Regions from separate parts of the Homo sapiens genome. Here region 2 is linked to region 1. Evidence: chromatin contacts called from ENCODE Hi-C data. All regions are on one chromosome and are shown on one strand. Each heading gives the region's core, a stretch centred on a gene start or an enhancer-like site at or near the end of the contact. The rest is flanking DNA. Distances are from core to core; before and after follow the strand shown. Region 1 has its middle 100 kb from the start of GDAP2. Region 2 has its middle 73 kb from the start of TENT5C.

What was found. A loop is a pair of places that touch in the nucleus more often than their neighbours do. Pooled maps may share reads with other maps.
Region 2: a loop to region 1 is called in a map of gastrocnemius medialis, with 3 times the contacts of the local background. The contact joins two enhancer-like sites. A Hi-C loop is called at or near these places in 3 of 168 maps with a recorded cell type or tissue (ascending aorta, gastrocnemius medialis and sigmoid colon) and 3 of 50 pooled maps.

The regions. Positions count from the first base shown.
Region 1 is chr1:117,823,189-117,826,968 of GRCh38, forward strand. No RefSeq gene overlaps it. Among named protein-coding and RNA genes, the nearest start is that of GDAP2, 100 kb to the right of the region's middle. Within about 2 kb of position 1,888, at least 8 of the 41 ENCODE cell types and tissues checked have a DNase peak (open chromatin) inside an H3K27ac peak, as active enhancers do.
Region 2 is chr1:117,677,049-117,680,813 of GRCh38, forward strand. No RefSeq gene overlaps it. Among named protein-coding and RNA genes, the nearest start is that of TENT5C, 73 kb to the left of the region's middle. Within about 2 kb of position 1,748, at least 8 of the 41 ENCODE cell types and tissues checked have a DNase peak (open chromatin) inside an H3K27ac peak, as active enhancers do.

The sequences.
Region 1 (3,780 bases), core at 638-3,137:
ATAAAGTGAGCTGAATTGAATCAGGCAGTGAAAAGCAAGGTTTGTTAAGAAGATAGAGAGAAATGTGTTTGCCACTGTAAATAGAGGAGTGCTGATGGACTCCCAAAAGAAAGCGTGTTGAAGGGCTTTGAAATCAGAAAGGATTTGAAATCAGCTACTGGCATTGCCACTTAGTAGCTGAGTTTGTGGCAATTATTGACAATTCCAAGCATTGGTAACCTCATTTATAAAGTCAAGAATATTGTTAACTTCCCAGGATTGCTGAGGGAATTTGAGTTTTATAGTCAAAGTGCTCAGTATCTGGTGCTCAATACAGACAGTGATTATTGTTGGGGAGCCACAAGGGGCAGTGGAGAGAATGCCAGCCAGCTTCAGAGCCAGGCAGAGTTGGGTGTGAATTCTGGCTCTACCATTTGTGTGACATTGGGTCATTTAACCTCAGTGAATCTCAGTTTCTTCATCTATAAAACAGAGACATTCATACCTACCTTTCAGTTAAACTAAGAATTTGAGATTATCAAAATGTGTAAAGTACCTGGCACAAAAGAAGCATCCAGAAATGGTAGCTATCATTTTCTCATACGATTTTTTATTCATATATAATCCACATACCATAAAATTCATCCTTTAAAATGTATAATTTAGTAGCTTTTAGTATATTCACAAAGGTGTTCAACCACCACCACTATCTAATTTTAAAATAGCTATTGATTTTAAACTATTTAAATTCAATAACCCTAGGTTGTCCTCTGTCCTTTCATACCCCAAAACCTTCACTGGAGCTTGACAGGGGAGAAATCATACCATACAACAGTTAGCAATAATTGTATGTAGTCTCTTTCTAAAGTCTCACATCTTATAGCAGCTGCTCCAACCTTTTCTCCTTCTTCCAGAGCTCCAACTTAGGTGGCTCTCCTCATCTTTGTTCCTTCTCTTGGAGCTTTTGTAACTCTAGCTTCCCTATAGTTCCATGTCTTTTCTCACACTCACACCCAGTAATGTATCCCATTTCCTCAGTTTCTTTGGTTTGCCACTGCCAGGCATCACTTCTCTGTGCTCTGAGGTCTGTGCTCCATTCTCATAATGAGGTCTTGCAGAGGGTGCTCTGGCCAGGAGCTACACTCTTTAACTCCCCTTGTGTCTGGGTAGAGCCACATGGACTAAGTAGACTAGTCCCCATCTCAGGGAGGTAAGCAGAAATGATGAGTGTCACCTCCAGACCAAACTGATTAAGAAGTGGGTATGTCTCCTCTACCTTCTCTCTTCTTGTCTTCCAGCTAAAGGCAAAGGACCCCAAGACTCAAGAAAATAGCTAGGCCTCCAACCAGGAGGAGTTTGGGCCCACGGTCCACAAATTATCACATGAGAGGCAACCCATTGAGTACCTGATTGGGATTAACATGAGCAAGAAACAAATCTACTGTGTTTATGCTACTGAGAGATGGAAGATTGTTATAGAAGCTAGTTTTGCCTTAACTGAGAGCAACAACTTGTGGTGATGTCAGTGTCAAAGTCAGTGATAGCATTCCTCTGGCATTGTCCCAGGGAAGCCAGGGATTTGGTGGGACCTCAGAGCCAGAGGTCCTTGGATGCTATGGGGACTGTGGTTAAGAAAGACAAAGTCTTTGGCAGTGGCTGCTCTGTCTCCCAGCAGGACTAGGGTGGAACCGATTGGCAAAGTATAAAAGCACAGTGAGAGCAAATACCAGAGTTCAGTTGGCTGCTCCAAGGCACTAGGGAGTGGGCTCTGGCTGACTCCAGATAGGGACAACACCTCTCTCCCTGAAGTTGGCTGAACAGTCCCAGTAGAATCCTTCCTTGGAGACAGGCACTCAGGCTAAATTTCGATAGTTAGATCTGGCTCTCTCCCCTTTCCACTTCTTTTTCCCTCAGTTCAGTGGCCTTGGTCCAGCAGGTCAGGTAAAACATTGGTCAGACTTTCCCAGAGCTCTGTCAGAGAAAACCCCATGGTATCACATGAGAGGAGGCCAGCACACCTTTCTCTAGTGTTACAGAATGAAACTGTTGTATGCGTGTTAGGTACATGGGGAATTCTCCTGCCACTAAGTGGGAACCTCTGGTAGAGATGCTAGGTATTCAGTCCGCTACTACTTCTCAGTTTTCTCCTCAGAAAGTAAATCAAGAGGGCCATGTTTCCCATAGCCCAGTGGGAAGACAAAAACAGTTTGAAATACACCTAAGATCTAATCCTGGGGCAGCTCTGGGGCCAGGTAGCTCAAGGGTTTGGGTCAAAGCTCACAACCACACAGGGAAGACCTAGTGTTTCTTCCCTACAAAATGATGAGAGATAGAATGGGAAGATGGGGTGCAGGAACAAAATCCCAACTCCATCCAGTCTCCCCAGATGGTCTTGCAACAGGCTTGAAATACCTGGCCTGTTGCCCTGGCCGGTTCCAAACCCCTGAGGCAGGCTCTGTGGGAAGCAGCCTTTGTCCCCTACAACCTTAGGAAAGCTACTTTTCCCATCTGAACTGACCCTCTGAGTATGCTTTCAGCGTTTCCCTTAGTCTGTCCCCAGGACCAGTGATTGCAGAGCATGCTACCTAAGTGTTGGTGCCACAGGGATTCAGCTATTCTCACAGGGAGCCAGCAAAAGCCTCACTGACCAGATGTCTGACTCCAAACTCCTTTTTATCCTGCTCAGATCTGGACAGATGAAGTTTTCAGGTACCCAGTGGCAAAACAGTGGTCTCCCCATGGCTAGTCCCTTCTGTGTGAGATGTTTCCTTTAGGGAAATCATTAAATGATGCTGCCGGGAAAGTAAATTGCCTAAGGTCACCATGAGCCAGGAGTTGGCCCTCAGGTTTGCTGGGTTGGGAACTTAATTCCTTAAGTTCCTCAGAGATAAGAAGGCTATGGGGAGCTGATTCTCTAAGTAAGAGCCTGATTGACAAATGAATACAGACTTATCAATGAGGGTATCAGGTAGGATCATAAGTGCCCAACCTTTTCTGAGAGTGCCCCTGAGGATAAATAATCTTACTTGGGATGCTGAAATATAAAGGAGATTTTCTTGATGTAGACAAAAGCAGAGCAAAGTTTCAAGAGTGTTCTTGTTTATAAGGCTATTTCATCATTCTAGAGTAGCTGGATTCACTGCCTTTCTGCGCTCTGGAGACGTTTCTGAATAAAAAGTACTGGTTCTCAGAATTTGAGGGCTCTCACCCTGGCACAGTGCTTGAGGTCACCCACCAGTTTAGAGAGTATTTATGCAGACCATCTGTGATGCCAGATATAATAGGGCACAATTGGGTAGATGACAACTTCTTTTATAAGCTAGGGCTTTCTAATTTTTTGTAAATAATGCACTCATGCAACAATATGTGTATGAATTGACAGAAGGATTCTAGCCATCCCAGGTCCTGTTCTGCCACCCTGAGATCTACAGGAAGTAAAAATCCCCACACATCTGTGACTCATTGTTGCTCATCAGTTGGCCCTGACAGATCTGTTGGAAAGCTCTGGCACATACCATCATCTTCTTTACTAGATTTTGGAGCATTTAGCAGAGATGATAAATATTTTAGTCTTATGAGCAACACATTTTCTCTTAGGATCAGATTCTTTTGATATCGTGTCTTGGGGTTTTCTGTCTCTACTTTCAGCAGGTGATTTTTTCTGACCCTGCCCCAACCATCCCAAATCTGGAATGCCTTCTGTGGACAATACTTTCATATTGTGTCCAGATCCCCACTTCAGGGCTGAGGCACAAGCCTCCAGCTGCTGATGGCTCACAGCTGTGTCCCTTCCTAGGCAAT
Region 2 (3,765 bases), core at 498-2,997, 150 kb before region 1:
GAGTGAGTTTCCCCCTAACCCCTACAGGCCATGCGACTCCCCTCTTTCTCTTCATTCCTAAGTCTTACCTAGGCGGGACCCTCTGACTGAGATTTGTCCATAAAAATGCTGATCCTCTAGCTCCCATCAGCTGCTCCTTGGCTTTCCTTCTCAGTGTTTCCTGAACTCAATCAGAAGAGAGGTGCTCTCCCCATCAGTCTCCTCTTAGAAATGTGGAATTGTGGCCAGGAGCGGTGGCTCACGCCTGTAATCCCAGCACTTGGGGAGGCCAAGGTGGGTGGATCACCTGAGGTCAGGAGTTCGAGACCAGCCTGGCTAACATGGTGAAACCACATCTCTACTAAAAATACAAAAATTAGCCGGGCGTGGTCCCGGGCACCTGTAGTCCCAGCTACTCAGGAGGCTGAGGCAGGAGAATCGCTTGAACCCAGGAGGTGGAGGTTGCCGTGAGCCGAGATCATGCCATTGCACTTCAGCCTGAGCAACAGAGTGGGACTCTGTCTCAAAAAAGAAAAAAGAAAAAAAAAAAAGAAAGATGGAATTGTACAGGACATACTGTTTTGTAAGCTGCCTTAGAAATATTTTTCGCTGGCCGGGCGCCGTGGCTCACGCCTGTAATCCCAGCACTTTGGGAAGCTGAGGCAGGCAGATCACGAGGTCAGGAGATCGAGACCATCCTGGCTAATGCGGTGAAACCCCGTCTCTACTAAAAATACAAAAAATTAGCCAGGCATGGTGGCTGGCGCCCATAGTCCCAGCTACTCAGGAGGCTGAGGCAGGAGAATGACATGAACCTGGGAGGCGGAGCTTCCAGTGAGCCGAGATTGCGCCACTGCACTCCATCCTGGGCGACAGAGCGAGACTCTGCCTCAAAAAAAAAAAAAAAAAAAAAAGACAGAAATATTTTTTGCTTAACAATATACTGTGAATCTTCTCCATGTCATTAAATATTCTGGATTTTGGAGGAGATTCTAGAGGCAGAGAGGGAGAGAAAGAGATAGAGAGACACAGAGACACAGGAGACAGAGAGAAAAAGGAAGGATGTGAAGGAAGAAAGAGGAGGAGGAAGGACCGCAAAAGAAGAAAGATAGAGAGACAGACAGAAGTGAGGGTGAGAGAGAGGGAAGAATCTGCAGTCTGAGGGGAAGCTGAATCATAAATAGGAGGGGTGGGGAGGCAAGGATCAGAACAGGAGATGGGCTTTGGCCACTGGGTAGCTCAGGGATCTTTTGCTGCCCCTTCCACACACTGACAATTACCACACTTGCTGCATTCCCCAAGGGCCATCTTGAGGGGTTGCTCAGTCTCTGATAAGCCCAGAGGTGATGTGACTCCCTGGGGAGCAGCATGCATGGATGGCAAGTTGGCAGGGAAGTCAGATGCAGGCCAGCACTCCAGTGTCTCTCATGTGACACAGCTTCTTGACCCTCTAGTGTCCTGGTTATCCTCCAGGGATGACAACTATTTTGGCAGTGACCTCATAGAGTGTGATTTTTATCTTTAAGCGTCCATAGATTTCTCAACTTAATCTTTGTCATTTTTGTTTTACAAAAGTATTCTGCAAGTTACCCTGGCACCACTTCTTCTTGAGACGGCTCCCCTATCCCAGGCCTTGTAACCCCAGCCTGGGGTGACTCTCTTCTTTGCTCTGTAGCACCCAGCCCCTCCTCTGTCACAGTTCTTATCACACTGCATTGAAATGATCTGAAAGCTCATTGCTGGCAGGGAGCTGGCATTATTCATCTCTGTTGCCCTGGAGCCCAGCTGGCAAATGATCTGATCAGGTGATTCTCAAACTGGGCCTAGCAGAGTCCCTGCACTTCCAAGGAGGTGGTATGTAAGGCGCCCCGGCAAGGGGAGGTGGTTTGGGGCACTGTTGGGGGGACCCCACGTCCCTAACCAGAGCACCTGTGCTTTTTCTGGTTATGTATTGAATTTCCAAGTGAGTTTTCACTTTAAAAAGAGTTTTCTTTTCTTTAAAACAAAAGTTTCAAGAATCACTAATCTAGTCTGTTTCCTTGGGTCATATGTATTGTATACATTCATGGGAAGTGCAGAGGAAAGTTTAATATCTGAGCACTAACCTGCTTTCTTCTTCCTTCTCTAGTCCCATTTTAGGGTTAACATTCCCACCTCCAACCCTCCCCTCTCATGGGGAAAAGTATTAGAAGAGGATTGAATACCGGTTGTAGAATGAAAATGCTGGTCCTCTGAAGAATTACATCAGTGACAAGAGGGGGATGTTTCTAAGGAACAGGGAATCCTTATGGCCAAATTACTTTACCTTTATTCTCTCAAGTCAAAACCAAACTGATGAGTATGTGTAAGTGCTATAGGTGACACCAGGGTGCACACTATATCGCCTGTCCTGGTACCTTTCAGTTAACTTGGGAAGGTAAGACTTACTACTTGAACAACCAGGATTGTAAATGTTTGTGAGGCAGGCTACAGCTGCAAAATTTCCCTGTACACTGTGCAAGTAAAAACAGAACTGCGTGGTGGAAAGAATAACTCTGAGTCCCAATGCCTGGATTCTGGTCTCTGGGTCCAATTTACAACTGTGTGTTCTCAAATACGTTATTAACCCCTGAGTCTCAGATTCATTCCCAAACAGTTATTTATTCTGATTATCAAATAAGATAGTATATGTGAACTGAACATCTTTTATAAACTATAAAGACTGGTTAGAAATGATTATTATTGGTGATAATGAACCTGAACCTGAAGGTGGGGGTGGGATCATCTTATCTTACCAGCAGCAGAGGGCCCCTTGTCCAGGAGAAAGGAAGCCTCAGGGATTTCAGAAATTTCCTCTGTCCGGTAGCTTTGGTCTTATTCTCCCCACTGAAAAGAAGTAGGTTCTCTTATTTATAACTCCAGAACTGTGGAATCTCTGGTCTGATTGACCTACGTAGATTGCACGTGCTGATAAGGAATGAAAATCCAAGCAAGCATAGACCAGCTTGGCCTCTTTCCAGTAAGGGCCTGCCGTGGGTTGGTGCTTAATTGCCCCTGGTGTCTATTATGGACTGGTTGGAGAGTGACCAATAGCTTAAATGGAGGAGTGTGCTGGGGGCTGGCACCAGCCAGACACCTTGGGTGGGACTGTGAGGGCCAAGGCTATTTCCTGATTAGAACACCCTCTTGTCCCCCACCGGCCCCTGACCCCTCCATCTCAGGGAAGCAGATAAACTGAGGTGCAAGGGTGACAGGAAGATTGCTAAGCAGTTTGCAGCTGAACTGTGGAAGCAGAAGCAGACATGCAAAGGCAACCATGGCCCAGAGAAGTGACATGGCAGCTACAAAATGGCCAAACCCAAACTAGACCCATTCCTTCGGTTCTAAGTCCAGAATCCTTCCCATGGCATCCTCTGCTTTCACCTCTCCAAAGGGGACATGTATATTTGCTCTTCACACCCTGCCCTTCCTGCTCATTCATTCCCTTCTCTAAATGCTGAGGATGCCTTACCCAGGCTTCAGGGTGATCACATCTGTAACGTAAGTTACTAGAAAAAAGTGCTCACAAGCCATCAGTGTTGACTTACGTTATTTTTATAATTAAATATGTACATATATAAAACTAGGTGTAAATTCCTAAACCATATAACTCTAAGACTAAAATAAATATACAGATTAAATATCATCCAACGATCACAACAATAAAGTTAAGAGTCTCTAATCTAACTTAATGAAGGAGGTGGTTTCGCTGAAAGATGATTGCCTCTCATAAAATGACGGCCATAGTTCAAGTTCTTCAGCATCCAG